2 separate regions of the Homo sapiens genome follow, and region 1 is linked to region 2. A link is a loop called in an ENCODE intact Hi-C map of the cell type or tissue named here. Cell type or tissue: ovary. All regions are shown on one strand. Links, peaks and the distances in the headings refer to the core of each region. The heading gives the core; the rest is flanking DNA.

The links. A loop is a pair of places that touch in the nucleus more often than their neighbours do. Peaks named below come from ENCODE experiments on the same cell type or tissue, not always from the same donor. Only the 100,000 strongest peaks of a DNase experiment are listed, where the experiment ranks them.
Region 1: it touches region 2 in a loop (5-fold over the local background); 3 of 110 quality-filtered maps call a loop at or near these places.

Annotation. Positions count from the first base shown.
Region 1 is chr22:33,185,910-33,202,610 of GRCh38, reverse strand. It overlaps a transcript of LARGE1 not described here. Among named protein-coding and RNA genes, the nearest start is that of LARGE1-AS2, 30 kb to the right of the region's middle. In ovary, for the core only: no CTCF peak of the experiment used is centred there; no DNase peak of the experiment used is centred there.
Region 2 is chr22:33,126,772-33,143,472 of GRCh38, reverse strand. LOC124905107 (a long non-coding RNA gene) reads right to left here and starts at 8,916. Exons shown (of 2, transcript XR_007068072.1): 1 at 8,771-8,916. It also overlaps a transcript of LARGE1 not described here. In ovary, for the core only: no CTCF peak of the experiment used is centred there; no DNase peak of the experiment used is centred there.

The DNA of each region.
Region 1 (16,701 bases), core at 4,204-12,203, 59 kb before region 2:
ACAGTAAACTTCAGGTTATTTAGTTCTCAGACACCTTTCCAAAGGCAGAAATATTGTAAGCCCAAGGAAATTATGTGTCATCCTTTATTGGCCTGGCATAAAACATAATTTCATGTCTTCTTGAAATAAAATGAATGAAATGAATGGCTTCAAGTTCCCTTTGATTAAGATGGCCAAGCTGGCCTATGGTTTCATGCCTGAGAGAGGAAGGACAGTTCTCGTGTAAAAAGATAAGGTGGCCGTAGTCTGTCCACCCCGGGAAGCACTGAGGTCAAGGAGACCTGCCACTCTTGCTGAATGTGGCACAGACTCTGCTCACAGTACAGAAACGGTGGATCATATTCACCTGTTAGGGGCCAGTTTCTAAAGTTGGGAGTGGGGAGAGTATCTCTTTCTCTGTTCTAGTGTCCCAGTGCTTCATGTCAAAGCAGACCTAAGCTCTTAATATAATAACAATTGTTACGTTTCTCAGCACAGCAGCCAGAATGATTCTTTTTTTTTTTTTATCATGCCGTGATGTGATCTCAGCTCACTGCAACCTCCGCCTCCCTGGTTCAAGTGATCCTCCTGCCTCAGCCTCCCGAGTAGCTGCGACTACAGGCGTGTGCCACCACGCCCAGCTAATTTTTGTATTTTTAGTAGAGACGGGGTTTCACCGTGTTAGCCAGGATGGTCTCGATCTCCTGACCTCGTGATCTACCCACCTCGGCCTCCCAAAGTGCTGGGATTATAGGCATGAGCCACCAAGCCCAGCCCAGAATGATTCTTTAAATGTAACTTGGATCAGGCTACTTGCTTGCTCAAAACGCTTCAGCGGATCTCCATTTCGTTCATGGTAAAAGCTTAAGTTCTGATGATGACCTACAAGACCCAACAGGATCTGGCCCTTATCACTTCTCTGACCCTCAGCCCCCTCCACTCTCTTTCTTTACTCAGGCCACACTGGGCTTTTCTTGTTTCCCAAATTCCCTCCTGTCCCTCTGCTTTTTCTGGAGTACCTCTCCCAGATGATGACCAGACCGTCTCCCATACCTTTCCAAATTCTGGCTTGAATGTCCTTTTCTCAGTGAAAATAATTGTGACCACCCTATTCAAAATTACAAGCTGTCTGCCCAATCCATTTCAGTTACCCCTTACCTGTTCTATGTTTTCTTTTCTCCTCCCTTCCTTCCTTCCTTCTTTCCTTCCTTCCTTCCTTCTTTTTCTTCCTTCTCTCCTTCTTTCCTTTCTTTCTTCCTTCCTTCCTCTCTCTCTCTTTCTCTCTCTTTCTTTCTCTCTCTCTTTCTCTCTTTCTTTCTTTTTGAGATGGAGTTTCGCTCTTGTTGCCCAGACTGGAGTGCAATGGCACAGTCTCAGCTCACTGTAACCTCTGCCTCCCAAGTTCAAGTGATTCTCCTGCCTCAGCCTCCCAAGTAGCTGGGATTACAGGCATGCACTGCTATGCCAGGTTAATTTTGTATTTTTAGCAGAGATGGGATTTCACCATGTTGGTCAGGCTGGTCACGAACTCCTGACCTCAAGTGATCCCCCAGCCTCGGCCTCCCAAAGTGCTGGAATTATAGGCATGAGTCACTGCACCCGGCCCTATTCTATTTTTCTTTCATTTCATAGCAACCATGACCTTTTAAAAAACATTGAGATAATTCTTATACCAGAAAAATCACCTCTTTGATGTATACCATTCAGTGATTTTTTAGGATATTCACAAAGCTGTGATGATCATCACCACTGTCTAATTCCAGAATATTTTCATCATCCCCCAAAGAATCCCTGAACCCACTAGCACTCCCTCTCCAATGCTTCCTTTGCTCAGCTCCTGAAAACCATTGATTTACTTTCTGTCTTTATGGATCTGACTATTCTGTACATTTTATATAAGTTGAATCACAACATCTGTGGCATTTTGTGCCTGCCTTCTTTCTTGGCATAATGTCTTCAAATTTCATCCAGGTTGTAGGATATATCCAGGTTGTATGGATATATTACACTTTGTTTATTCATTCATCAGTGGATGAACATTCCAGTTTTTTCTCCTTTTTGACTAACATGAATAATGCTGTTATGAATAAATTCTGAGAAGTTTTTATGTGGACATACGTTTTCGATCTTTTGGGTATATGCCTAGGAGTGGAATTGCTGGATCACATAGTAACTCCCTGCTGAACTTTCTGAGGAACTGCCAAAATAGTTTCCAAAGTGGCTGCCCCATTTTACATTCCCACCAGCGACGTACGAGGGTTTTGACTTCTCCACATCCTCGCCACAACTTGTCATTTTCTCTTTGATATCACCACTATAATGGATGTAAAGTAATATCTCATTGTGATTTATAGTATTTTATGTTCTATATAATTTACTTATTTACTATATTTATCTGTCTCTCCCTGCTGGAATGAAAGTTTACAAGGGGAAGAATCTTCGTCACTTTTGTTCATTGACGTTTCCTAGCAATTAAAAGAGTGTCGGCTGGGCGCAGTGGCTCACACTTGTAAACCCAGCACTTTGGGAGGCTGAGGTGGGTGGATCACGAAGTCAGGAGTTCAAGATCAGCCTGGCCAAGATGGTGAAACCCCATCTCTACTAAAAATACAAAAATTAGCCAGGTGTGGTGGCAGGTGCCTGTAATCCCAGCTACTCAGGAGGCTGAAGCAGAGAATTGCTTGAACCCGGGAGGCAGAGGTTGCAGTGAGCCGAGATTGTGCCACTGCCCTCCAGCCTGGGCGACAGAGTAAGACTCCGTCTCAAAAAAAAAGAAAAAAAAAAAAAAGTGTCTGCACGTACCAGGCACGTACTATGGACTGAATGTGTCCTCCAAAAATTCATATGCTGACTTCAAATTATACTACAAGGCTATAGTAACTAAAACAGCATGGTACTGGTATAAAACTAGACACATAGATTAACAGAACAGAATAGAGAACCAAGAAGTAAAGCCATATACTTACAATCAATTGCTCTTTGACAAAGTCAAAAAATATATATGCTAAGGAAATAATACCCTATTCAATAAATAGTGCTGGGAAAATTGGATAGCCATATGGAGAAGAAAGAAACTGGACTCATAACTCTCACCATATACAAAAATTAACTCAAGATGCATTAAAAACCTAAATGTAAGACCTGAAACTATAAAAATTCTAGAAGAAAAGCTAGAAAAATCTCTTCTGAACATTGGCCTAGGCAAATAATTTATGACTAAGTTCTCAAAAGCAAATGGAACAAAGACTAAAGTAGATAAATGGGACTTAATTAAACTAAAAATCTTCTGCATAGCAAAATAAACAATCAACAAAGTAAACAGTTACCCTACAGCAGGGAAAAAGTATTTGCAAACTATGCATCCAACAAAGGACTAATATCTAGAATCTACAAGGAGCTCAAACAACTCCATAAGAAAAAAAAAAACCTCAAACAGCGCTATTAAAAAGTAAGCAAAGGACACAAAGAGATATTTTTAAAAAGAAGACATACAAGCGGCTGACAAATATATTAAAAAATGCTCAACATCACGATCATCAGATAAATGCAAATTAAAACCACAATGAGATAATGAGATACCATCTCACACCAGTCAGAATGGCTATTATCAGAAAGTCAAAAAACAACATGTTGGGAAAGATGTGGAGAAAAGGGAATATTTATACACTGTTGGTGGGAATATAACTTAGTATGACCTTTATGGAAAACAGCATGGAAATTTTTCAAAGAACTAAAAGTCTATCATTCAATTCAGCAATCCCACTACTGGGTATATACCCAAAGGGAAACAAATCATTATATCAAAAAGAGACTGGCACTAGTGTGTTTATCACAGCACTATTCACAATAGCAAAGGTATGGAATTAACCTAAGTGTCCATCTACGGAGGACTGGATGAAGACAATGTTCTATATACATGTATCTCACATTCCATGTAGTATAGTATTTTAGATACGTGTGTGTGTGTGTGTGTGTGTGTGTGTGTGTGTGTGTGTCACGGTGTATATATATACTATAAAAGTTTGGAGGGTGGGAGGGAGGTGAGGGTTGAAAAATCACCTACTGGGTACAATATTCACTATTCTGGTGAATATTCTAAAAATTCTAAGAATTCTGGTGAATCACTAACAGCCCAGACTTCACCACTATGCAATATACACATGTAGGAAATCAGTACTTGTGCCCCCTAAATATCTGAAAATAAAAATTTAATAAAAGAGGAGTTTGAGGCTGCAGCGAACTATGATCATGATACTGCACTCCAGCCCAGGTGGCAGAGTGAGACTCTGTCTCAGATATATATACATTTTATGTCATAGCTTGCAGATGTCTTAAAAGTGTCTTTCCTTAAAGATGTCTTTCAAAGAGCAAAGACTCTTAATCTTTATACAATTCAATTCATTAGTATTTTTCTCTTAATACGTTGTACTTGTTATATTTTTAAAAATTATTTTCCTAATCAATGTCTTTCTCCTGTTCCCCCCACCCACCACACCGCTCTGGAGGTTACATATTTTTGCTTTTACATTTAGGTTTATGATCCGCTTCAAACTAATTTTTGTATGCACATGTGGTTTGAGCTGAGGGTCAATGTCAATGTTTTATATAGATATAAAAATTTTCTCTTTTTGTTGCACAGCCTTTTGTTGAAGATCATTTGACCACATTTTAGTGGGTCTGTTTCTGGACTCTATTATGTGGCATTGATCCATATGTCTGTTTATATACCAATTCCATACTGATTTGATTGCTATAGAGTTATAGTCAATTTTGATATCAGTTCTACCACTTATTTTTTAATTGCTTTGCTATTCTAGGCCTTTTATATTTACATAACAATTTTAGGATTAGATTATCAGTGCCTCTGAAAAGCCTTTTGGGCTTTTGATTGGGAGTGCATTGAATATATAGATTCATTTGAGGAGAATTGACAACTTTACAAAATTGAGACTCCCATTTTAGAAATATTGTATGTATCTTCATTTATTTAGAACTTCTTTAAGTTCTCTCAACAGTACTCTGTATTTATAGTAGGGCTATTATACTTCTTTTATTAAATTAATCCTAAGTAAATTTACATTTATGTTTTTGGTGCTAGTATAAATGAAATTAATTTTTAATTTCATTTACCATTTTTTTATTTCTAGAAGATAAGACAATTGAGTTTTATTAACCTTATATTCTGCAAATTTAATAAATTCACTTTTTAACTCTAGTAATTATTTTTATAATTTATTTGAATTTTATATATAAACAATCACATTTTCTGTAAATGAAGACAGTTTTCCTTCCTTTCAAACATTTGTGCTCTTTGTTTTATTTTATGTATCTTTGCCTTACTGCACTGCTGGAACCTCTTATACAAAATCGAATACAAGTTATAAGAGCAGGTATCCTTGCTTTGTTTCCACTCTTGTGGGAAATATTTAATATTTCACCATTAATTATGTTGGCAGTGGGATTTTTGTAGCTCTTCTTTAATAGATTCCTTCTCTTACTATTTTTCTGAGTTTTGTTTCCATGAAAGTGTATTTGCATTTTCTCAAATGTTTTTCTCTGTATCTGTTGAATAATCAAAAGTGCTTTTTTTCTGTTAATATATTGAATTAATTGATTAATTTTCAAATGTTAATCTAACATGGAATTTCTGGGAAAACCACATCATGGGGAATTATCAGTTTTACACATTATGCTAGTATGTTGTATGTATGTATTTTTTTACATTATGCTAGTCATGAGTAGTTCATTTTGCTAGTTAAGGACTTTTGAGTGTAAAGCCATGAGGCATAGTGGCCTGTAATTCTCTTTTCTCTTCTTTTTTCATCCTTTCTCACCCTCCTCCCTCTTTTCCTCCTCTTCTTCTTTCTACTTTTTTTATTCCTCCTCCTTATTCTTCGTTTCCTCTCTCCCTCTCTCTTCCTCATCCTTTTGCTCTTTCATTTATAATATTCTTATTAGTATTTACTCTTATTGTTATGGAGATCCCAAAGTTGAATGAAGTAACTGTTCCCTCTTCCCTATTTTGCGAAAAATTTTATTTAAGGTGAATTTCCTTATTCATTTGCTGTTTGATATAATTTATCAGTGAAGCAATCTGGGCATAATGTTTTCTTAATAAAAATAATTTTTAATTACAAATTTTATTTTTAATAGACATATGTTTGTTTAGAATTTCTGTTTCATCTTGCATTGTTTTAGCTAATTGCTTTTAAAAATACATTTCCCCATTTCATTTAACTTACTAAATTGAATGCCATAAAGTTGTTCATGATATTTGCTTCATACCCTTTTGAAGTCTGCAGCATCTTTAGTGATAACTCTGCTTTCTTTCCTATATGTTATATGTACTCTTTTGTCTTCTATTGCCTAGTTTAGCTAGAAATTTATCAATTTCATTGATCTCTTCAAAGATACAATTTTTGGCTTTCTTATCTTTCTCCGTTGTTTCTCTCTTTTTCAGTTTGTTGATACCGGTTTTTATCCTTACGCTTTTTTTTTTTTTTAATTTACTTTGGGTTTACTCTGCTTTTCTTTTTCTGGTTCATAAAGGTGGTATGTTAAGAAATTAATTTTAGGCCAGGTGTGGTGGCTCACACCTGTAATCCCAGCACTTTGGGAGGCTGAGACGGGCGGACCACGAGGTCAGGAGATCGAGACCATCCTGGCTAACACGGTGAAACTCCGTCTCTACTAAAAATACAAAAACAAAATTAGTGGGACGTGGTGGCGGGCGCCTGTAGTCCCAGCTACTTGGGAGGCTGAGGCAGGAGAATAGCGTGAACCCGGGAGGCAGAGCTTGCAGTGAGCTGAGATCGCGCCACTGCACTCCAGCCTGGGCGACAGAGCAAGACTCCGTCTCAAAAAAAAAAAAAAAAGAAAAAAGAAAAAAGAAATTAATTTTAGGCACTACTTCTTTTTTAATAGAAGTGTAGAGTGTCATAAATATTTCTTTAAGCATTGCCTTAGCTGTATCATCTAGATTTTGATATATTTGCATTTTCATTTAATTCAAACAGTTTTCTGGTTTCTTTTTTGATTTCTTCTTTGACCCATACATTATTGTAAATCTATAATTTAATGTCAAATATTTGTGGTTTTCTTAGTTACCCTTTTGTTACTTGTGTCTAATTTAATTCTGCTGATGTCGGATAAGTATTCTGGGTAATTTCAATCTTTTAATTTAATAAAACTTATTTTATGACCCCAAATATAGCCAATAATGATAAATATAATATAAAATCTTAAAATTAATATGTATTCTGCAATTATTGGGTCGAGTTTTCTACAGATACCAGTTAGTTCAGAATAGTTCATAATGTTCAGATCGTTTCTCTGCTTACCATTTTACCAGTTGCTGAGTGAGGAATGCCCAAATGTCTTACTCTAATTATGGAGTTGTCAACTTACCCCTTTTGGAGATATATAGTTATTATATTTAAGAGCATCTGTTTGAAAGAAGGGTATTTTTCTATACTAAAAGTAACCAATTTAAATCTTGATTGAGATATGACGGTTCTAATAACTTGATACAGGCACATATACTACACCACTTCCTGATAAATGCTTGAACACAGATTTTAAAAAATAAATAGTTGGTTAATTTATTCCTTTAATGTATTATCCCCTTAGCAAGCTGAAAAACCTTGGGCAACTTTAGGGTGTTGACAGGGTAGTTAAAATATCGGAGCAATGAGTTGTCTAGAGATTTGGGGAATAGCAGATGGTTAAGACTCTGGGCTGAGAGTCAAGAGAAGCACTCTTTCTATCAACCTAGGTGTAATGCTGACTGGTCTGGCAAAAGTCACTCCTTCACTCTGGCTCTCTATTCCCCTTTCTGTAAGATTACGCAGTTGGAATATGGAAGTTTAGGAGTCTTCCAGCACTATCATTCCGTGTCCCTGGCATCTCAAGAATGTGGCCTGCAGGGTGGGGCTTGAGAAGAGGCCAGAGAAGAAGCAACAAACCAAACTTTGTCTACTTCCAAGGCCCAGTTTTGACCCTTAATCTTAGTAGAGACTGCAAGAAGTGGATGGACAGAAGTTCTTAACATTCAATGTCAACTTCTCTTAATATCTATACTAAAAATATTTCATATAACCCAGACATTAGGCTCAGAAGAGACTAAAATCCAAAATTTAATCAATTGAATAAACTCTCCATCTCTAAACCTTGAAAATCAAATTGATGGGATAGGAAAATGACAGCTAAAAAAAACTTGGCAAATGACCTTCTGTCCTTAAGTCTGGATATCTGAGGAATGACTAAGAGTTCATGCCGTGCAAGTCTCAGGTAAGTTTATATGTTAAGGACGATTGCAATAAAATAAGCCATTTATCTTTGTTTAGAACTCTTTTCAAAGCACTTTCTTCTGCAATTAATTTATGCCCATAACAACCCCAGGAAACAATTTCACCATAACTTTGGACAAAGAAACATATTTCATTTAGCTATACCATAGATTTTGAAACAGAAGAAGTCAAATTGGGGCCAATTCTCTTTTAGTCTTTATGTAAATAACTGTGAATTATAAAAAGTAAGTATAAAAATTTATGACATGAATAATGCAGACAGTATAAAATTTATCATATTTTGTTAAATAATATATTGTTTTAATAATGTGACATCTATGTTTTTATATATATGTAAAATTATATATAAAATATAAACATATATAACATATAAAACATAATCTATAACATATTTAATATATATAACATATATAATATATAAAACATATATAATATATAAAACATTATATATAATATATAAAAACAATATATATAAAACATATGAACACATATATATATAAATTACTTTTTATAGTCTCACTCTGTCACCCAGGCTGGAGTGCAATGGCAAGATCTCAGCTCACTGTAACCTCTGCCTTCCGGGTTCAAGCAATTCTCATGCTTCAGCCTCCTGAGTAGCTGGGATTACAGGCATGCACCACCACACCTAGCTGATTTTTATATTTTTAGTAGAGATGGGGTTTCACTATGTTGCCCAGGCTGGTCTTGAACTTCTGGCCTCAAGTGATCTGCCCACCTCATGCCTGACCTCCCAAAGTGCTGGGATTACAGGCATGAGCCACCGTGCCCGGCCGACATCCATATTATGTTAACCAGATGTGTAATGCACTGTATAGCACATTAATGCATTCTGATTATCTTCCTGATTTCTTATATCTATCTCTGCTTCTTTCTTTATCACTCTACTCATATGTGATTTGCTGTGATGTTCCTATTTTATCATTTCTTCCTTTGATTTCTTTACTGTCTCTCTTTTTGCTTTTCTCAATATTCTTTGAATGGTTTCCTGCCCATTCGTTCCTTAAACTCTCTTGCTTTTTCACTGATTATAATATTTTTAAAAAGTAATAAAATGGGTTGTACTTAGTGATTTAGGTTAAAATATCCAGAAATTAACTAAACTATACTTTTTTCATTCCTTTGTCTACCCACACTCTTCTCTCTCAGTCTCTCCCTCTTTATTCTTTTTTCCTCATTGCATCCAGAGTATTACACACACACATACACATACACACACACACATCATAAACAGAATCAGAATAAAGTTATATGTGAAAAATAAAAACAAATAAAATGAAAAGTAGGACAATGGAAAAATTAAAATGCAACTTCAAAATGTTAATTTATTAGTTAATTGATCTTCGACAAAGATACCAAGAACACACATTGAGGAAAGTACAATTTCTTCAATAAATGGTGTTGGGAAAACTGATTATCCACACATGAAGAATGTAATTGGACTCTTATCTCACCCCATACACAAAAATCAGCTCAGAATGAATTAAGGTCTTAAATGTAAGACCTGAAACCGTAAAACCACTAGAAGAAAACAGAGAAAAAGCCTCTTGACATTAATCTGGGGAAAGATTTTTTGAATATGACCCCAAAAGCACAGGCCACAAAAGCAAAAATAGACAAATAGGGTTTCATCAAACTAAAAAGCTTATGCATAGTAAAGGAAATAATTAACAGGGCAAAGAGACAACCCATGGAATGGAAGAAAATATTTGTTAACTGTACATCTGATGAGAGGTTTATATCCAAACTATGTAAGAAATTCATACAATTCAATAGCAAGTAAACAACCAGATTTTTTTTTAAGGGGAGAAGAACTGAAAAGACATTTCTCAAACGAAGACACACAAATGGCCAACAGGTTTGTGAAAAAAATGCTCAGCATCACTAATCATCTGGGAAATGCAAATCAAAGCCACAGTGAGATGCCACCTCACACCTGGGATGGTGATTATGAAGAAAGTTCTTTTAATAGGCAGTGGTTCCAATAAAGCATCAAGGAGATTTGAGGGTTGAGTTAACACACAAGTGAGATATTCATCAAAACACCTTTCGGATGTCTCAGTTCCTTCACCTCTAAAAGGGCAAATAATAATTCCTTTTACTGATGATACTCTTAATGATATGTAAAACTCTTCCACAAAATTTTATGTAGTCACTGCACTTGCCTTTCATAAACAATAGATACTAAGATTAGTTTTTAAGGTAGTTTTCTTAAAATCAGAAGAGAAAATGAAAAGATTTCTAGTTTGACCCTTAATCCAGGGTTGGAAAATAAGAAGTATATTTAGATATGCTTAATGTTCAGTTTTCATATAAGAATCTTCAGAAAAATATTTCTGATTATGCTTGAAGTCATATAAGAGCCCAGTTCTAAAAGGTTTAAGGATTCAGTCTGTGTTGATACACTAGTGGGGAAAATCTATGATTAATGTGCTTAGTGAACACATCATAAGAAATATGTTTCCATGGTTGGTTCTGTTCAATTTTAAATTTTTATGATTTTAAATATTTTAGTTCCTGTAATGTATTTTGGACAAAGAAACATGGACGCTGAAAGGGCCACTCACCAATGCCTACATGACCCTTCTAGAAACCCTGTAGATTATGTTGTGGCACTCACAGAGTTACACTCATGTCTGTGCTCACCTTGCCAGCACCACTGGCCAACATTTCAACAGCACCTGTAACTCTGGGGGCAGAGTGGTATTATGGGTGAAACCACGGACTAGGAATCTGAGGTCTCCTTTTAGTTCTAAATTTATCTGATCTCACCACGAAGCCCCTTTGAAAACCAATGACATTATTTCAAACACAGGGATTCTTGAACCTGGTTGTGCATCAGACTGACCTATGGGCTTTGCTAAACAGGGACCTCATTAAACATGTTAGTTCCTGGGCGCACCGCTCCAGAGATTCTGATTCAGAAAAGCCAGAGAATAGCCAAGATGCGATTTTATTTTTACTGTCTCTGTCAATGGTTCTAATAATAAGTAAATTTAGGAACTGCTGTTTAAATTCTTTTTTAGTTGTAGCAGAATGTACTTTTTACATAACTGTATCTGTTTCCATCATCATATCCCAATATTCATCTTTAACTCTCTATTTTATGTAATGAAACCCTATGGGCAGTTGTGTAAAATAATATTGAAAAAACATCTTATGAATGTATTCAATAATTCATTCAGCAAACATACATAAACTGTCAACTATGCTACACACTGTGAGAGTGCTTAAGATACCACATTGAAGAAAACACAGACTCACAGCCTAGTCAAGGAAACAGGTGTTTAAAAAGAAAAATTACAATTCATAATGCTAAGGGCTGTGATAAAACTTAGCACAAGGTGCTGCTATTACCAGGGTGCAGAGGAGAGAGTTTTACCGAATATGGGAAAGGCAAAAAAAGATTTCCCAGGATACAAGATGCTTAAGTTGAGCCTTGACTAGAAAAGAGAAAGTAGCAGTGAAGGGAGAAATGCATTGAGTATAAAATGCATGATTTCAAAGTCAACTATTTCTACCTTCTGCTTATTTTGGAGTCTAGGAATCCCTGGTTTCTATGGAGAACAAAGACCAAGAGCAGTAGAAGGAGATATTGAAAAACGTTCATCCCCACCAAGATCTGCATTTGTGGTGAAACTGATCGGACCCCTCCCAGTGCCCTTCTAGCCCATTGTCTTCAAGGAAGCCCTTTATAATACTCAGTTCCATTTCCATTTCTCTGGTGAAGGATTCACCTGTACCATCCCTAGTGTGTACCACTTTGGTTTTGAATTTGAGCTGTTTCAGAGCTGTGCAAATGTGGGTATTATGAGGAATGGCATCCATATGAGAAATAAACATGCTGTGGCCAAGGATGGCTATGAGCAGGAACCGCCATATTGCAGCTGGAGTGGTATTGCAGCTGCAGAAGGAGCTGTATTGCAGCTGGAGAAGGAGGACGTGGTCTGGCTGTAGTCTAAGCCATAGGAATTAAAGTCTGAAGAAGGAAATATTCAAACTCTGTTCTTTTTATGTACTCTATGGAAATTAAGAAGGCTGGGGAGTAACAGTACTCTTCCCAGTCTCCAAGAAGACCTGGTATTAAGAGCAAATCTTACTTTCCCAATTCTCTACATAATCCCCCCAGCACTATTGAGCTGCTGCTAAAAAAAAAAATGTTTTGTTTATACAGTGCTATCACTGCAGAGCTGAAAAATACTAACCAAGCTACACATCTATTCTCATTGCTTACTGCTAATTCAAGTCAGTTTTAAATATTAATTATCTCATAAAAGTATGAGCATGGATAATCCCAGTAGTGTAGACAGATGAACTAGCCTGGCTATTCCCTGGGGTTGCCCTTTGTCCCTTTGGACAACTTCTTGTGAATTCTGGTATCAAAAGCTTAGATGCAGCAAGCCTGGCTGTCCTTGCTGTGCCCTCTCCCTGCGATACTGTTACCTCCTCATACTTGTTTACCTTCGACTCCTAACTCTGGATCTGGGGCATATTGCGATGAATATTCCTTGCTTCTGTGAATGTGTGGAAAACTGATGGAACAGTCTGTGCCCTCTCTTCCCAGCTGACCATCTCACCACTCCATTTCCACAATGCTCTTTCCCACATGCCAGCAGCAATGGGGCTTGTCCTCCATCCTTACAACCTCCATATGGGGAATCATGTGGCAGTCTTCATTATTGGAACCACTCACAAATTTTACAAAGATCTGTTAATCTTGGAGATCCTTTCTCTAGTTAGGGAAGTAGAGGTCATGTGGTTATCCCTTCTTTCAACTAGAAAGCAGCGCAATAAAAAGAGTGAGTATCGTGAGTGTGTGTATGTGCGTGTGTGTGTGTGTGAATCAAGAAACTCAGAAAGAAAAAGGCAGAATGTCCAAGATTTTTCCACCATCAGATAACTGAGGATGATTTAGTCATCCATCACCACCTTGACTAGGGAATTTAGTGAGTTTGTTTGTCTTGAGGAAAATCCAAGTCACTGTGTACTGGCCAAGCCATTACAATGGGAGCATGGGGGACTTCATTCTGGGACGACAAAGCCAGCATTGTATGCATTTGCCTCCTCTTGGCATGGCTGTGCTAATTCTTATCAGGATGTTGTCCTGTGAGGCACACCAACGGCTACTGTAGAAATGAGAAGAAAGGTTAATATTCCCACTCTTTCCAGCTTTGTGGACCTCTTGGGATCTCAGATGCTCTTAAACCATCAATATGGGGGTTGCCTGACTGGCCTGTATTGCCTAGTCTTTCTGGCTCTGCCCAGGGATCATAACTTTACTGGGCACCCAACCCTGGCTGAGAGTGCCCACACCTTGTGTCCACGATCACTGAAGCCCATTGGGTGGACAATGTTGGCGACCACCTTGACATAGCCCATGACTGCGCCTATTTTATAGGTTACTGCTGACAGGCAATAGAGAGATGCCCTTGTCCCACAACCTCCTGCAAGTGCCTTCCTGGAAGTCAAGAAACTCAAAGCAGGCAGATCCCCTCACATGAGATCCAAATTGGCAGTGGTCCAGCTATCATATAGGGTAGTTCAGAGTATGAGTGTGGGCAATAGGACTCCCATGAGAATGAGACTGGCAACTCCTCCAGCTCCAATTGTCATTATATCTAAGCAAGTGATTCAGTGCCTGGTTCCCTTCTGCTGTGTGCTTGTATTTAGAGTCCAGATGGCTTTAGTCAACCTCATTGTTCAGCCATTGAAGGTGCCCTGCAGTGACCCCCACCTTAGTTGTTGCTTTAGCTACTCTTTGTAATGTTCTCTCAGCCCAGCAGCTTGAGGATGATATGAGTCATGCATCCTCTATTGGATGCCACAAGAGGCTGCCTATTGTTGAGTAGCATTTGCAGCAGGCCCGGTGTGAGCTCAGTCTTCTGTATCCCATTTCCCCTTAATGATGGACCTGTGTTGTACCTGCCCCTCCTTATTTGTTGGGATAGAATTGACCCGGTTCAAAATGAGCAGATTGGGCCTCAGCAACATGGTGGGTTCGTGAATTATGCATCCTGTCTCCATTAGTGTCCAGTAAGAGTTTCTCGTTAATTTCGTGTCTTAGTCTGTCTGGATTGCTATAACAAAATACCATAGGATGGGTGACTTATGAACAAGAGTATTTATTTATTTATTTATTATTTAATTATTATCAGCAAAAACATTTTCTTTTTTGGAAAAAATTTTTAATTGATGCATATAAGTTGAGTATGTTTATTATATACAATATGATGTTTTGAAATATGCATACGTTGTGGAATGGCTAAATCAAGCTAATTAATATAGACATTACCGCACACACTATTTTTTTGTGGGAGAACACTTGAAATCTATCCTCTTAGTGATTTTTTTTTTTTTTTTTTTTTTTTTTTTTTTTTTTTTTTGAGACGGAGTCTCACTCTGTTGCCCAGGAGAGTGCAGTGGTGCGATCTCAGCTCACTGCAAACTCCACCTCCTGGGTTTACGCCATTCTTCTGCCTCAGCCTCCCGAGTGGCTGGGACTACAGGCACCCGCCACCATGCCCGGCTAATTTTTTTTTGTATTTTGTTTCGTAGAGACAGGATTTCACTGTGTTAGCCAGGATGGTCTCAATCTCCTGACCCCGTGATCTGCCTGCCTCGGCCTCCCAAAGTGCTGGGATTATAGGCGTGAGCCATCGCGCCCGGCCTCCTCTTAGTGATTCTTAAGACTACAGTGCATCATTATTAATTATAGTCACCATGTTGTACAATGGATCTCTTGAACTTATTTCCCTTATGTAACTAAAATTTGCTATTCTTCTACTAACATTTCCCCACCCCATCCCACCTCACTCCCATCCCTGAGCACTGGTAACTACAATTCTACTCTCTGCTTCTATGAGTTCAACTTATTTAGATTCCACATATAAGTGAGATCATGCAGTATTTGTCTTTCTATTTCTGGCTTATTTCACTTCACATAATGTTCTCCAAGTTTGTACATGTCACAAATGACAGGATTTCCTTCTTTTTAAAAGCTGGATAGTATTCATTATGTACATATACCACATTTTCTTTATTGAGCTTATTCATTGATGTGCACGTAGTTTGATTCCATATCTTGACTACTGTGAGTGATGCTGCAATGAACATGGAGGACCAAATACTTCCTCAACAAATCGGTTTCATTTCCTTTGAATTTATACCCAGTCGTGGGACTGCTGGATCATATGGTAGTTCTAATTTTAGTGTTTTTGAGGCACCTCCATACTATTTCTCATAGTGGCTGTACTTTGAATCACATTGGTGCCTTTCAAAAATCAATTGAGCATAGAAGCATGCATCTATTTCTGACACTAATGGAGACAGGATACATAATTCATGAACCCACCATGTTGCTGAACTGATGGCTTTGAACATTTAGAAAATATATAGATACATAAATTTATATATCTAAATATTTCATCTCTATATTATGAATTAATTTTCAAAATTTTATTTCTCAATGCTGCTAACATGTAGAGACACAATTGACTTATGTATTTTGATGTTATATCATGTGACCTTGCTAAACTCACATATTAAGTCTAATAGATTTTTACTTTACTTTGTTTTTGATTTCTTAGAATTTTCAATGTAAACAATCACATTCTCTTTGATACTTATGCTTTAATTTATTTATTTTTTACTTTATTCCACTGGCTAGGACTCCCAGTAGAATGCTGAGTAGAAGTAATAAGAGTGGTCATACTTAATTAATTTCAAATCTTTAGGAGAAAGTGTTTAGTGTTTCAACATTAAGAATTATGTTAGCTCAAAGATTTTTGCATGTGACTTTTTTTTCAGATTGTAGTGGAAGCTTTCTAGTCCTATTTCGCTGGGAGGTACATTATGAATGGGTACTGAATTGTGTCATATACTTTTGCTACATTAATCAACATAATTGATTGTCCTTATTCTGTTAATGCAGTAGCTACTTCTCAAATGTTAAGACAAACCTGCATTCATGAGATAAACCTTGTTATGATTTATCACCTTTTTTACGTATCACTGGATTTGATTTGCTAACATTTGGTGATTTTTTGCATCTATATTCCTGAAAAGTATTTGTTGATATATTATTTTCTTGTTATGTTTTGGTCAAGTTTTGGTATCAGTATTATTCTGGCATTATAAAATGAATTGGAAAATGTTGTTTCTTCCTTATTTTCTGGATTTGTGTGCGATTGATTTTTTTCCCATAATTGGTTGATAGACTTCAACAGTGAAACTATGCCTAGAATTTTTTTGTAGGTTTTTATTATAAAGAACTTTTTAAAGTTGAGTTCTTGAATAGCTACAGAGTAATTCAGATTTTCTATTTTATCTTGTGCTGGTTTGATAAGGTAGAAATTCTAGTAATTTTTCTTTGATCAAATTTGTCAAACTTATAAAT
Region 2 (16,701 bases), core at 4,136-12,135:
TTGAAGCTCTTTTGGTGACCATCTTCTTACCTGTCCTATTACTGATATATCTGCTTGATTTTTGAAACATTGTGATGAATGGTTTAATACATTGATTTCTTTCAATATTTGATTTTTTGGTCTCATGAGGCTGAAGTTGGGGTTATTTTTTTAACCAGAATAGCTAAATCTCAAATATATTAAGGAAAGTTGACCCATTGACATTCAAACTGAAACACTTATGTTCACCAACCTTTGATAGCCAGCCACCTCCAATTTTCATAGTCAAGCCTGGGCCTCTTATGCCAATCAACTTTGTTTTGGCTCTTCCCTTTCTCTTGGTCATTTCATCAGTATCACCTTGTGAACCCATCTCTGACTATTCCAGAGACATGAGAGAAGGAATATGTCTCATTTCCTGTCATCTAAATCCATAATTTCATAGGCTGAAAAAATGATGCCAGGTAGAGGAAGTGGCTTAGTTGTTCAAATCAGGGTTAAATGTAGGACACTACAGATTTTCCTCCTAATTTAGAGCCCAAACATTTTCCTCGAATGTCTCTCTCTCTCCCTTGCTCTCCATATGTTCTGATAACTTTCTGCTTTGCTATAATAATCCTTCTACTGACATCCTCACATGTGCCAGCCAGGCTCTGTGCTTGCCAAGGTAAACCCAAGTTAATCAAAATTGAATTAATTGAGGGTGAGCCTTTGAAAATCGTTGAGTGATGAGCTTGGCAATCCTCTCAAAAGTCAATAATAAAACTGGGCAAAATAGCCAAAAACAAACATTAAAAACTTTGGAAAATGACCAATGCATACCAAAAACTGAGTATTTATTCAAAACTGTCCACTGAATCTCAGGAAGGACAGCCTGTGGTTTCTTCCTTGGGGTTACTCTTATTTAACTCCCAGCTCTGGAGTGTAGAAGTTCTATCAGTGTGTGGCAGGCAGAGAGGACTGGCAGCAGAGGTTACTGACTTTATTTTCAGCAGTAAGAGGGAAATATGCCCAAGGGCACTGCCAAAAACAACAGTGTTTTAAGGAGCAAATGATCAGGGAAGGCCAATGTCACAGCTAGTCTGAGCTCTTCATACTAGCTGGAGCAAGCAATAGACCCACGAGAAATTTAACAAGGGGTTTGGGGGAATGCGAGAGCCAACAAGGGTTTTGATAAGATCATATTTATCCATTGTGGTCTGGAAGGTTGTTCACATGCACAGGCTTCTTTCAAGCTCAGGAAAAGACCAGAAGGAGCAGCACAAAGCCAATTGTCCCTGGCTAACTAGGAAGGCTGCAAACACAGAAAGTAAAGGCAGACAGAGCTGAACATTGCCTGATCTTTGTTTAAGCACAAGCTCTGATCAATCATTGGCTGACCACTAACCTATCCTGACCCTGTGACAATCCCAGAAAGCCAGGCTTAGGGTATAAAAAAAAGTCTTGTTTTGTTTTGTTTTGTTGTTAAGTAAGCAGTAATTTTGAGCTGTAAGAGACATCAATGGCAGCAGAGTATGGAATAAATTGGTGACATCTGAATCCAAAATTGTTACAATCTACTAGTAATGATATTCAAATATAAAAAATGTAGAATATGTAAAGAAACAGGAAAGTGTGACCCTTTTGCAGGGAGTAAAAGTAGTCAGTAGAAATAGTCTTTAAAGAGGCCCAGGTATTAGATTTAGCAGACAAAACTTGAAACAGCTATTAGAAATATGTTCAAGAAACTAATCTTACATATACCAAAAGCATACCTGGTGCCTTCACAATTCACTTCATATTGTATGTAGAGTGGGTGCTTGTCTTAAATGGCTTGGAACAACCTCAGTTTATGTACATCATGCCAATACCATTTCATATTGTATTGGGAGCATTATAACTACTGTCCCTTTTACTCTAAAAATTGTCCTTTGGATGAGAAAATTATATCCATACATATAAGTATAATATAGATATAAATTATATGTATTTTATACGTATATAACTGTAACTATAAAAAGGCAAGAAATATTTAAAAACAAAAAAATTATTTTGCCATAAATTTTGAGTGCTTCATGAATGCAGCAGATAAAATGTAGGTCATATACTTCGTCTTCATATTTTCCATATTTTTCTTCAAACACTAACACTTCTCAGTGATATGTAACTTCTACAAGTTCTACAAGGAACATTGAAGTTTGTCAAACCCTTCATATGCATCTTTAAGGCCAGTTTTTAGAGCTATTCTTTTTTGTCATATAAGGAAGATAGATTATGTGAATTTCAAAGTGGTGTGTGTGTGTGTGTGTGTGTGTGTGTGAGAGAGAGAGAGAGAGAGAGAGAGATTCTGAGAATAACTTGACCCCTTTCAGAGTGTAAATAATTTTTTCCATAGATTTCAGTAGATATTATGTTCTACTTGTTAATATTTGTGGGCAAAGACGATCTCCAGGATGGCGGCATGAAGAGCTTTAATGACTCCTTCACCAGCAACCATAATTGTTAAAAATATTTTCTTTTTAATGTAAAGTATCTTTAAATTGTCCTAAGGGCATGTAGTAAGTAAAGAAATATTTTTTTCAAGAAAATCTTCTGTATCTCTAGAGGGACAGGACTAATAGGGTAGATGTATATATGAAAGGGAGTTTATTAAGGAATATTGACTCATACAATCACAAGGTGAAGTCCCACAATAGGCCGTCTGCAAGCTGAGGAGCAAGGAAGCCAGTCTGAGTCCCAAAACCTCAAAAGTAGGGAAGCCAATAGTACAGCCTTCAGTCTGTGGCTGAAGGCCTGAGAGCCCCTGGCAAACCACTGGTGTAAGTCCAAGAGTCCAAAAGCTGAAGAACTTGGAGTCTGATGTTCGAGAGCAGGAAGCATCCAGCATGGGAGAGAGATGAAAGCCAGAAGACTCAGCAATTCAAATCCCTTCAACTTCTTCCTGCTGTATTCTAGCCATGCTGGCAGCTGATTAGAGGACACCAGATTGAGGGTAGGTCTGCCTCTCCCAGTCCACTGACTCAAATGTTTATCTCCTTTGGCAACACCCTCACAGATACACACAGGAACAATACTTTGTATCCTTCGATCAAGTTGACACTCAATATTAACCATCACATCTACTAAATCTCAGTAAGAACAAGAGACTGTAGCACTTGAGCTACAATTCATCCCCTTTTCTCCCCACTGCACCCACTGTTCTGTATGATGGAGCACTGCTCTGGGTGGGTAGAGCCACTTAGACTGGTCTTTCTTCCCCCAGCTCCCAGTTGAGGACCACAGCATCTTCCCAGAAGGGGGAGGCTGCCAGCATTTCCCACCACCTGCAACCCCCTCCCAGATCCATGTTCCAGAGGCTGAATTCCAGGAGAGGGCAGCCCAGAGTTCTTCCACCAAGCCCTTACTCATAGGAAGCTCTATCCCAGACACAGCAGGCTGAGAATAATGGGGCTCTAACCTCTCCCACCCAACTCATTCATAGGGCAGAGGTTCCATTACTGGAGAAGCAAGCCAAGGAGACCAGAGGCAGCCCTCCAGCCCAGTTTCCTGATCATAAAGCAAGAGTGTCACTCCAAAAGAATCAGACCACCTCTGCACCCACTAGCTCTGAAGAAATGGCCCAGAGATTATTTGCAAGTGGGGAGAGAAAGGCAATGACCACAAACAAAGGTCATTTCTTTCCCCAAAGGAGCTAACTTGCTTTGGAAAAGAGCATGGGGAAAGTCAAGCCTAAGGGTTCCCTTAAAGGCAATGTAGATTTTGGTGGTAAGCAATTAAGAAGAGGCTTGTATTTCCATGAGAATAGCAAGCTAAACCATAGGCTAGCTAGTTTACCAGATAGAGAATAGCACATAAAGAGATATAAATTATAAAATAAAAAAGAAAATGAAAGTTTTGGAGTTAAAAAGTACAGCAAAGAACTGAAATAGAAAATTTACTAGAGGGGTATAAGAGTAAATTTGAATTGTCAGAAGAAAGAATCAGCAAACTTAAAGGAAAATGAAAAGTTTTGTGATCCTAAGAAGGAAAAAAAGAATGAGGGAAAATAAACAGTCTGAGAGAAATGAAGGACCCCATTAACTGAACTGACAAATGTGTAAAGGAAGCAACAGAAGGAGAGGAAAGAGAGTAGGGAGTAGACAAATCAGCAAGAAAAAAACAAATGCTCCCATCAAAAAGTGGGCAAAGGATATGAATAGAGAATTCATATACAAATGGCCAACAAGCACATGGAAAAATGCTCAACATCACTGATTATCAGGGAAATGCAAATTAAAAGCACAATGAGATACCACCTGTATTAGTCTGTTTTCACACTGCTGATAAAGACATACCCAAGACTGGGTAATTTATAAAGGAAAAGGGTTTAATTGGACTTACAGTTCCACGTGGCTGGGGAAGCCTCACAATCACGGTGGAAGGCAAGGAGGAGCATGTCATGTCTTACATGGATGGCATCAGGCAAAGAGAGAACTTGTGCAGGGACTCTCCCATTTTTTGAAACCATCAGATCTTGTGAGACTTATTCACTATCACGAGAACAGCATGGGAAAGACCTGCCTTCATGATTCAATTACCTCCCATTGTGTCCCTCCCATGACACATGGGAATTCAAGATGAGATTTGGGTGGGGACACAGCCAAATCATATCATTCCACCCCTGGCCCCTCCCAAACTTCATGTCCTCACGTTTCAAAACCAATTCATGCCTTCCAAACCATCCCCCAAAGTCTCAACTCATTTCAGCATTAACTCAAAAGTCCACAGTCCTGGCCAGGTGTGGTGGCTCGTGCCTGCAATCCCAGCAGTTTCGGAGGCCGAGGTGGGCAGATCACCTGAGGTCAGGAGTTTGAGACCAGCCTGGCCAACATGGTGAAACCCTGTCTCTACTAAAAATACAAATAATAGCCAGGCGTGGTGGCACATGCCTGTAATCTCAGCTACTTGGGAGGCTGAGGCAGGAGGATCACTTGAACCTAGCAGGTGGAGGTTGCAGTGAGCTGAGATTGCCCCACTGCCCTCCAGCCTGGATGACAGAGTGAGACTCTGTCTCAAAAAAAAAAATGAAAAAATAAAAGTCCTCAGTCCAAAGTCTCATCCGAGACAAGGCAAGTCCCTTATGCCTATCAGCCTGTAAAATCAAAAGCAAGTTAGTTACTTCCTACATACAATGGAGGTACAGGCATTGGGTAAATACGGCAGTTCCAAATGGAAAAAATTGGCCAAAACAAAGGGGTACGGGCCCCATATAAGTCCGAAATCCAGTGGGGCAGTCAAATCTTAAAGCTCCAAAATGATCTCTTTTGACTCCATGTCTCACGTCCAGGTCATGACAATGCAAGAGGTAGATTCCCACGGTCTTGGTCAGCTCTGCCACTACGGTTTTGTAGGGTACAGACTCCATCCCTGCTGCTTTCACAGGCTGGCACTGAGTGTCTGTGGATTTTTCAGGCACATGCTGCAAGCTGTCAGTGGATCTACCCTTCTGGAGTCTGGAGGATGGTGGACTTCTTCTCACAGCTCTACTAGATGGAGCCCCACTGGGGACTCTGTGTGGGGGCTCCCACCCAACATTTCCCTTTTGTACTACCCTTGCAGAGGTTCTCCATGAGGACCCCACCCCTACAGCAAACTTCTGCCTGGGCATCCAGGGGTTTCCATATATCTTCTGAAATCTGATTGGAGGTTCCCAAACCTCAATTCTTGACTTCTTTGCACCCACAGGCTCAACACCACTTGGAAGCTGCCAAGGCTTGGGGCTTGCACCCTCTGAAGCCACAGCTGAATTAACTGGGACACAGGGCACCAAGTCTCTAGGCTGCACACAGCACAGGGACCCTGGGCCTGTCCCACAAAACCATTTTCTCCTAGGCCTCCAGGCCAGTGATTTGATGGACTGCTGTGAAGACCTCTGACATGTCCAGGAGATATTTTCCCCATTGTCTTGAGGATTAACATTCAGCTCCTCATTACATATGCAAATTTCTGCAGCCAGCTTGAATTTCCCCTCAGAAAATGGGTTTTTCTTTTTTATCACATTGTCAGGGTGCAAATTTTCTGAACTCTTATGCTCTGCCTCCCTTATGAAACTGAATGCCTTTAACAGCACCCAAGTCACCTCTTGAATGCTTTGCTGCTTAGAAATTTCTTCCTTATTAGCCAAAATTTGCTTCCTCATTAGCCAAATATTCACCTTGCAATGATGCAGCTCAACATCAAAGCTGGAGTAGTAATTCCCAGGCACCCTGCAAGCAAAGACTCCCATGGCCTCCTTTAAATCCCTCTGGGCATTGTACAGGACCCCTGTGAAGATGATGGGCTTGAAAGGAAGAGGAAGTTTTCCACTGAGCTTCACAGTAAAGGCTGACCTTTCTATATCAGGACAGGGGCATTTTGTCATTTCACTTATTTCTCCTGTATATTGTGGTAAACCTGGGGCACCAGGACATTCCAGAAAAAATGAGAAACAACCAACGAGAAGCTGACAACTCAGTGGGCACATTTAGTCATTCATTTCATGGCTATGGAACTTCACAAGCTCTCTTTGAGACATATAGATCTCCAGTTTATTTTTTTTTTTACCTTAATATTTGTGGTTCTAATATCAGCTTCAGTTTTCTCCTCCCCTAACAGAGCCCTCAAAACAACCCACCTTGGAAGGTAATACCCACTCCTTTATTTCCCACCCTGCCTTGATCCATATACTTAGCTTTCCCTGGATCACATGTCCCAAGCTTCATTATCCTTGACTTCAACCATGGCTATTTCTGGACCTAAATGGTCATGAAACTAATTGCATCTTAAGGCTTTGTATTGCCTTCCCAAGTTCCCAGGATTTATATTAAATCCCCCATGCTTGCTCAGGTGTTTCCTGTTTTGCCCTTAACATCCCAAGCAATGATTAGGGTGTCAATTCAACACTATCAATCTGTTTTAGGTTAATTGTAAAAAAAATATTGCTTTGTTGGTGATATGGTTTGGCTGTGGCCCCACCCAAATCTCATCTTGAATTGTAGCTCCCATAATTCCCACATGTTGTGGGAGGGACCTGGTGGGAATTAATAATCATGGGGGTGGTTTCTCCCATACTGTTCTCATGGTAGTGAATAAGTCTCACAAGATCTGATGGTTTTATAAGAGGAAACCCCTTTCACTTGGTTCTCATTCTCTCTTGTCTGCTGCCATGTAAGATGTGCCTTTCACCTTCTACCATAATTGTGAGGCCTCCCCAGCCATGTGGAACCGTGAGTCTGCTAAACCTCTTTTTCTTTATAAATTACCCAGTCTTGGGTATGTCTTTATCAGCAGCATGAAAACAGACTAATACAGTTGGCATAGCATCATTTTTAAGAATATGAACTTTTGGTTTATAAAGAGAGCAAACCACATTCTGTCCTTCTGTCCTATTGTCCTATTATCCAGCACCTAGTCCAATTACTTAAATTCTCTGAGTCTCTGTTTCTTTGACCACACAATAGAGGAGGAGGAAACAATCATATATTCTCATAGGACTATTATGAAACTTCAAGAAGATAGGAAAGAGACAATCCAATAAAAGTACTTACCACAGTGTCAGGGAAACAATAGTTCTAAATGAATATAAACTATTATTTTATTTCTGTTGGCTTCTCACTTTTATTTTATTTTATTTTATTTTGTTTTATTTTTATTTTTTGAGATGGAGTCTTGCTCTGTTGCCCAGGCTGGAGTGCGGTAGAGCAATTTCAGCTCACTGCAACCTCTGCCTCCCAGGTTCATGCAATTCTTCTGCCTCAGCCTCCCAAGTAGCTGGGACTACAGGCATGTGCCACCGTGCCCGGCTAATTTTTGTATTTTTAGTAGAGACAGGGTTTTGCCATGTTGGCCAGGCTGGTCTCAAACTCCTGAACTCAAGTGATCCACCCACCTCCGTCTCCCAAAGTGCTGGGATTACAGGCATGAGCCACTGTGTCCGGTCGGCTTCTCACTTTTAGATTAGGCTTTGTGCTCATGATGAAGGTTTAGAAAAATGTAGCAACAAATTTATGGAATGTTGTTTATTTTCCCCTAACTTCAATTAATCTAAAATGTATTTAATGATATTGTTTTTCCTGGAGATTTTGAATCCAAGGATCTCGGTCTTTTATCTTTGAGATAAATGAGACTGGAAGTCACCAAACCGATAGCCTCTTGAACCCAAGGCAGGACAACACCTGGATATCCAGTGACTATTCTATTAGAAGCAAGGGAAACTTTGCACAATGTGTGGACTTCCCTGAAACTCTCATCCAACCCAGCCTTACTCAGCTACAGGCAGAGGGGCATCAAGTCCCATCCACTCCTGAGCCAACCTGGAAAGGAAATGACTTCTGCAGGCCTGTTCTACAGTGGGTAGTGTCTAAGATGAATCCTTCTACTACACCCATGTGCTCACTGAGAGCCAACCCAAGGATAATCTGTTATTTGCCCAGTTAATATGGTTCAATCCTGCTCTTCTCCTGGGGCTGTTTTCCTGCTAAAGTTTTTGCTGCCTTTCTTTCCTGGCTCTAAACCAGGCAGATGACCCAGCCCCAGCACTCTTTGATCACAAGTGGTAACTGCTTCACAGCCCCTACCATAAATCTGCCTCCACCTATGAATCTGACTCTTCACATATAAAAGAAATCTGGGTCCAGGAAGTTTCATTTTTTTCCACTGGATCTATGATTCAGGCTGATGATCACTCTACAATGATCAGTTTTCCAAGATTCTGAGCCTAGGAGAAGGATGACATTCCCAAACAAAAGGAGAAAAGGAGAGGGGCATTTTAAAGCAAAAGAAATAGACTTCTTACCTGGTGCACCAGGAGGCCCCACTTCTTCTGGGGGCCTGGGGTGTGCTGGAGGTCCAGCAACTTCTACATGCTCAATGACTGCCGTTATTAAGACAGGTATGACCACTATCCTAAAACATAGAATGTGGAAATAAAAAGGAGTTCTTGGCCGGGCGCTGTGGCTCACGCCTGTAATCCCAGCACTTTGGGAGGCCGAGGCGGGCGGATCACAAGCTCAGGAGATTGATATCATCCTAGCTAACACGGTGAAATCCCGTCTCTACTAAAAATACAAAAATTAGCCAGGCGTGGTGGCGGGCGCTTGTAGTCCCAGCTACTCGGGAGGCTGAGGCAGGAGAATGGCGTGAACCCGGGAGGCGGAGCTTGCAGTGAGCAGAGATTGCACCACTGCACTCAAGCCTGGGCGACAGAGCAAGACTCTGTCTCAAAAAAAAAAAAAAAAAAAAAGGGAGTTCTTTGTGAGTGCAGACTATGACATGGGTAGACTTACAGCCTGTACTGGCACAAGATCATTCATTGACTTTAGAAATAAATGCATCAAGTTTCAAATTTGGTTTGCTGGTTTACGGGGAAGTTAACTTTCCTGAACCTCTCTAGTTCCTTTGGTTCCTTCATCACAGCACTCATCCTAGTGTAGGACTGACTTAGTTGAAGGAGTGATTGTCTTTGATTTTCATTGTACTGCAAATTTTTGTATTTATTTAATCTCCCTGAACATGGTTTTTTCTTAAATATGCTTATTGAATTATTAAATGCTTTATGATCACTATGAAAAATAATATATTGAAGGCTTAAAGTGAGAAGTCATCTTTAACCCAGCACACATTCTCTTTATAAGTGCCCTGGCTCAGAAACAACAGATGCTGGAGAGAGAGGTTGTGGAAAAATAGGAATGCTTTTACACTGTTGGTGGGAGTGTAAATTAGTTCAACCATTGTGAAAGACAGTGTGGTGATTCCTCAAGGATCTAGAACTAGAAATACCATTTGACCCAGCAATCCCATTAGTGGGTATATACCCAAAGGATTATAAATCATTCTACGATAAAGACACATGCACACATATGTTTATTGCGGTACTATTCACAACAGCAAAGAGTTGGAACCAACCCAAATGCCCATCAATGATAGACTGGATTAAGAAAATGTGGCACATATACACCATGGAATACTATGCAGTCATTAAAAAGGATGAGTTCATGTCCCTTGCAGGGACATGGATAAAGCTGGAAACCATCATTCTCAGGAAACTGTCACAAGATCAGAAAACCAAAAACTGCATGTTCTCACTCATAAGTGGGAGTTGAACAATGAGAACACATGGACACAGGGAGGGGAACATCACACACTGGGGCCTGTCAGGGGCAGGGGACTAGGGGAGGGATAACATTAGGAGAAATACCTAATGTAGATGACGGGTTGATGGGTGCAGCAAACTACCATGGCACGTGTATACCTATGCAACAAAACTGCACGTTCTGCACATATACCCCAGAACTTAAAGTATTAAAAAAATAAAAATAAGTGCCCTGGCACAGGTAATTGTTTCTTCTTCCTACAGGACCCAGTAAATTTTCTCCATAATCTCCTGAAATATTTTTTTACTATATGAACAATCCCTTCTTCAACATCTTCCTCAAAGGAAAAACTGTTTCATCTCTCTCCAGGAAGAAATAAAGGAGGCCTAATTTCTTCAATGGCCTTAGTCTTTTAGAAATAAAAACCAATAGGGGAAATACCTTTAAAGAAGCTTCTGCTTCCTACCTTGCCCTAAATGTCCCAGGACACAATAACCAGAGCCTAAAAAAGAAAGTATAAGACGGGAAACAATAAATTATCGTCTTAAAAGTGTATGTTACATGCACGATAATAGATGAAGAATTTCGTTTTCCCAGGGCAGTCTGGAAGTGATGTGGTGAGAATCAAGGAGGAATAAAAGAAGCAAATGATTTGCTACTTGAGGAGGGTGGACACATCAAAGAAGGACCAAAGAATCTGTGGTTGCTGAAAGGCCAGAAAAAATCTTAGACAACCAGACTCCCTGTAATAAATTTTAATTTAAGTGCTGTGTGTTCTATCATACATGAGGAGTTATTAGGCTGATAAATCAAAAGTAAAAACTCTTTTGCTTCATAAAAACTTGAGCTTCCAAATTAAATTTTTAAGTACAAAAATACTAATAATGACTTTTAATTCAACATTATATTTAAATAGTTATGGAGGCCAGAAGCAGTGGCTCATGCCTGTAATTCCAGCACTTTGGGAAGCCTAGGTGGGAGAATTTCTTGAGCCCAGGAGTTCCAGACCAGCCTGGCAACATGGTGAAACCCCGTCTCTACAAAAAACACAAAAATTAGCGAGGCATGGTGGTGCACGCCTGTAGCCCCAGCCACTTGGGAGGCTGAGGGGGGAGGATCCCTTGCGCCAGAAAGGTCGAGGCTGCAATAAGCTGTGATTGTGCCACTGCAATCCAGCCTGGGTGACAGAGTGAGATCCTGTCTCAAAAAAATAAATAAATAAATAAGTAAATACACAAATAAATAGTTATGAAGGTTGATATGGTTTGGCTGTGTCTCCACCCAAATCTCATCTTTAGTTGTAACTCCAACAATTCCCATGTGTCATGGGAGGAACCTGGTGGAAGGTGATTGAATCATAGGGGTGGGTCTTTCCTGGGCTGTTCTCGTGATAGTGACTGAGTCTTATGAGATCTGATGGTTTTAAAAACGGGAGTTTTTCTGCACATCCATGTAAGATGTGACTTTCTCCTCCTTGCCTTCTGCCATGATTGTGAAGCCTCCCCAGTTATATGGAACCGTGAGTCCAATTAAGCCTCTTTCTTTTGTAAATTGCCTAGTCTCAGGTATGTCTTTATCAGCAGCATGAAAATGGACTAATACAGAGGTGATACGGTTTGGCTGTGTCTCCACCCAAATCTCATCTTGAATTGTAGCTCCCATAATTCCCATGTGTCATGGGAGGAACCCAGTGGGAGGTAATTGAATCTTGGGGGTGGGTCTTTCCCATACTTTTCTCGTGATAGTGATTACGTCTCACAGATCTGATGGTTTTATGAAGGACAGTTCCCTTGCACATGCTCTCTTGCCTGCCACCATTTAAGAGGTGTCTTTGCTTCTCCTTTGCCTTCGACCATGATTGTGAGGCCTCCCCAGCCATGTGGAACTGTGAGTCCATTAAACCCCTTTCCTTTATAAATGACTCAGTCTCGGGTATGTCTCTATTAGCAGCGTGAGAACAGACTAATACAGGAGGCTAGGGAGAGAATAGGCAATGAGACATGAGAGAACATCTGGGAATAGGGATAAAGGAAGGCAGAAAAGGGCCATTAAAAAAGGAAAAACAGTCAAACACAGAATCACAGTGGCACACTGAGAGAGAGAGAGAGAACAGACTCAGGGACAGAGAGGGATGGGGACAAAAGTAGAAACTTTGTAGGTTTTACACGGTTCCTTACCTTGGGCTATAATAGCAGGTTAAAAGAAGGGAAAGCAGTTCTGATATAAGAGATGTATTTAATTATTCTAGTCCTTAAACAGTACACCCACTTGCAAATCTCATAGGAAGGTCTCTTTCACTTTCCTGAAGCATCATGACTTACAGATGAAGTTTTTCGATAGTTACTTTTTTTTTTTTTTTTTTTTTTTTTTTTGAGACGGAGTCTTGCTCTGTCGCCCAGGCTGGAGTGCATTGGCGCGAGCTCTGCTCACTGCAAGCTCCGCCTCCCGGGTTCACGCCATTCTCCTGCCTCAGCCTCTCCGAGTAGCTGGGACTACAGGCGACTGCCACCACGCCCGGCTAATTTTTTGTATGTTCAGTAGAGACGGGGTTTCACCGTGGTCTCTATCTCCTGACCTCGTAATCTGCCTGCCTCGGCCTCCCAAAGTGCTGGGATTACAAGCGTGAGCCACCACACCTGGCCTCGATGGTTGCTTTCTCACCTGTCCCGTTCTTGTCTCACTTGCTGAGGGTCAAGGTGTTGAGGTGAATAGTTCAACACTTTGATTTCGCTGAGTATTTACTTTTCTGATCTCTCCTGACCTGGGGCTAGTGGCCTCATTATTGTTTAACTAGAAGGCAATTGGGCAAGTGGCATTTGTTTTTCTGAAACCGATTTGCACAGATAGCCTGGAGTATGCCCATTGCATGGCCTCTTAGCAAGTGGACTTAGAATTTTTAAAAGACATTATTATTATTAGACAGTGTCTTGCTCTGTCACCCAGGCTGGAGTGCAGTGGTGCAATCTCGGCTCACTGCAACCTCCTCCTCCTGGATTGAAGTGATTTTTGAGCCTCAGCCTCCCGAGTAGCTGGGACTACAGGAATGCACCACCATGCCTGCTAATTTTTTTTTTTTTTTTTTTTTTTTTTTTGAGACGGAATCTCACTCTTTCGCCCAGGCTGGAGTGCAGTGGCGCTGTCTCGGCTCACTGCAAGCTCTGCCTCCCGGGTTCACGCCATTTTCCTGCCTCAGCCTCCAGAGTAGCTGGGACTACAGGCGCCCACCACCACGCCCGGCTAATTTTTTGTATTTTTAGTAGAGACGGGGTTTCACCGTGTTAGCCAGTATGGTCTCGATCTCCTGACCTTGTGATCCGCCCGCCTTGGCCTCCCAAAGTGCTGGGATTACAGGCGTGAGCCACTGTACCTGGCCCTAAAATAGTTTTAGAATGAAATAGAAGTTGCAAAAATAATAGAGCTCACATACGCTTTTAACTTAACTTCCCACGATGATGATACGGTTCGGCTGTGTGTGTCCCCACCCAAAATCTTATCTTGAATTGTAATTCCCTTAATCCCCACGTGTCAAAGGTTGGACCAGGTGGAGGTAATTGGATCACGGGGGCCGTTTGCCCCATGCTGTTCTCGTGATAGCGAGTCTCATGAGATCTGACGGTTTTAAGTGTCTGGCACTTCCTCTGCCTGCACTCAATCCATCCTGCTGCCCTGTCAAGAAGGTGCCTGCTTCTCCTTTGCCTTCCACCATGATTGTAAGTTTCTTGAGGCCTCCCAGCCATGAAGAACTGTGAGTCAATTAAACCTCTTTCCTTTATAAATTACCCAGTCTCGGGCATTTCTTCATAGCAGTGTGAGAACGGACTAACACCGATGACTTTTATTTTTTTAATACGTGCGTATATATATATTTTTTATTATACTTTAAGTTTTAGGGTACATGTGCACAACGTGCTTTACATTACTCTAATACAGTGATCAAAACCGTGGGATTGACCTTGGTATAATAATAAGGTATAAAACCTTATTGCAATTTCACCAGTTTTCATATCCTTTTGTATTTTGCTTTTGTTTCTTTTTTTGAGTATTCTATGAAAATGCATCAGAGTATACATGCATGTAACCACAACTACAATTAAGATAAAAACCTGATTCTTCATCCCAAAGAAACTCCCTCATGCTACCCCTTTGTAATGTCACCTCTCCATCCCTAATTCCTTTCAATCTTTGATCTGTTTTCCATCACTAAATTTGATCATTTTCTTAGGTTACATAAATGGAATAATAGAATGTGTAGTGTTTTGAGGTTATGACTCACCAAATAGAAAATATCAATTAAAAGCAAGCAATTTTTAAATTTTTATTTTAATTTCCGGGGTACATGTGCAGGATATGCAGGCTTGCTACATAGGTAAACGTGTGCCATGGTGATTTGCTGCACCTATCAACCCATCAGCTAGTTATTAAGCCCAGCACACATTAGCTATTTTTCCTGATGTTCTCCCTCCCCTGACTCTCCCCATTGTTGTTCCCCTCTCTGTATCCATGTGTTCTCATTGTTCAGCTCCCACTTGTAAGTGAGAACATGTGGTGTTTGGTTTTCTGTTCCTGCACTAGTTTGCTGAGGTTAATGGCTTTCACCTCCATCCATGTCCCTGCAAAGCACATGATCTCATTCCTCTTTATGGCTGCATAGTATTCCATGGTGTATATGTACCGCACTTTCTTTTCTTTTCTTTTCTTTTTCTTTTTCTTTTTTTTTTTTTTTTTGTTTTTGAGACGAAGTCTCACTCTTGTCCCCCAGGCTGGAGTGCAATGGCATAATCTCGGCTCACTGCACCCTCCACTTCTGGGTTCAAGAGATTCTCCTGCCTCAGCCTCTTGAGTAGCTGGGATTACAGGTGCCTGCCACCATGCCTGGCTAATTTTTGTATTTTTAATAGAGACGTGGTTTCACCATGTTGGCCAGTCTGGTTTCGAACTCCTGACCTCAGGTGATCCGCCTGCCTCGGCCTCCCAAAGTGCTGGGATTACAGGCATGAGCCACTGCATCTGGCCTACCACATTTTCTTTATCCAGTCTATCACTGATGAGCATTTGGGTTGATTCTATGTCTTTGTTATTGTGAATAGTGCTACAAGGAACATACCCACGCATGTATCTTTATAATAAAATGATTTCTATTCCTTTGGGTATATACCCAGCAATGGGATTGCTGTGTCAAAGGGATTTCCTTGGCACATCTCCACACTGTCTTCCACAATGTTGAACTAATTTACATTCCCACCAGCAGTGTAAAAGCATTCCTATTTCTCTGCAGCCTCATCAAAGCTAGCAATTATTTTTAAAAGGAAAGAATAAAGAAAAATAATTTAAAAAAGGTTTTTCTCTGAACAGAACCTCAAACATCTGTGGAACATCATCAAGCATACTAATATATGTATGAGGGGAATCCTAGAAAGAGAAGAGAAAGAAAAGGGGTAGAAAGCACATGAAGAGAGAATGGACAAAATGTTCCAGATATGATGAACAACATTAACTTACAGTGCCAAGAAACTCAACAAATTTCAAGATAGATGTCTGAAATTCTATCTCCCAATATCTCACTCTATGACTCTAGGAAATTCATTTCATCATTTTCTTTCAGAAAGGGATATGTGGTCTGATTTCTCAGTCAGTCAATCATTTTTGCTATGTATTCAAGGTGTGACACTCCTGAAGTGGGTTTTATCATACCCTCCTTATTATTACCCATCCCAGTCCCTTGATCTCTTACCCCTCACTGTCTTCTCCACTATCCTAGAAATAGGAATGTTGTACTTTAAGTTTGTTTAGGGACAGGAATGATGTGGAACTTTAAAAGAGTTGAATATGAGAAAGAACTAGAGATGAAATATTTAAAGAAAAATAAGAGTTCATATTGCTTTCTGTTGTTTATGGTGCTTGAGTAAGTTTTTCTTTTCTTTTTCCTGAGGATTGAGCAAGACATGCCGCCTGGATGGTCAGAAGAGGTAATTTATGCATCATATTTAGTGCGTTTAACTCTGGACTTGAGTCATTGTCTTGTTCAGAATTCACTAGAGATTGAGTTATGTTCCCATTGAGACACACACTCTCACCTGACCACTTGTGCTTAGGAAGAGAAGGGAACGTTTTTCTTAATCCTGGGTTGCTCATTGTCTCACGGACACCTGGGGATTGGATATATAGGAGAAGGCAGCCCCACTGGAGCAGTGCTAGGGAGGGCTGGGCTGAAGAAAGCTGGGTCCTCCTCACTTGCTCCTATGCGTTCCGTTTGATCCAGCAACCACATGATGGGAAAAATCTGTTCTCTCAAATGGAACAAATCCCTCTGTTGTCTCTAGAGGGTGCTCAGAAACCACTGATCCAGACACAAGCAGCTTCAGGACCTAAAGTGAAGAACACTGAAGATCCCAGGAAGGAATAGTGCAAAGAAGGAGAAGAGAGAGCTATGAAATAACAGAATACAGAGCAAAATCCCCCTGCCTTTGGGGAAAGAATCAGCCATCATGGACTCTCTGGCTTGGGCCACAGTATTGCAACCAGCATTTGGCCTTCATCTTCCAATATCTTTGGGGACAGAATTTATCTGTGCATTCCACAGCATCAGGTGCCAGTGGGGTAGCAGTATATGAGAATGAAGCGAAGCAAATATAAC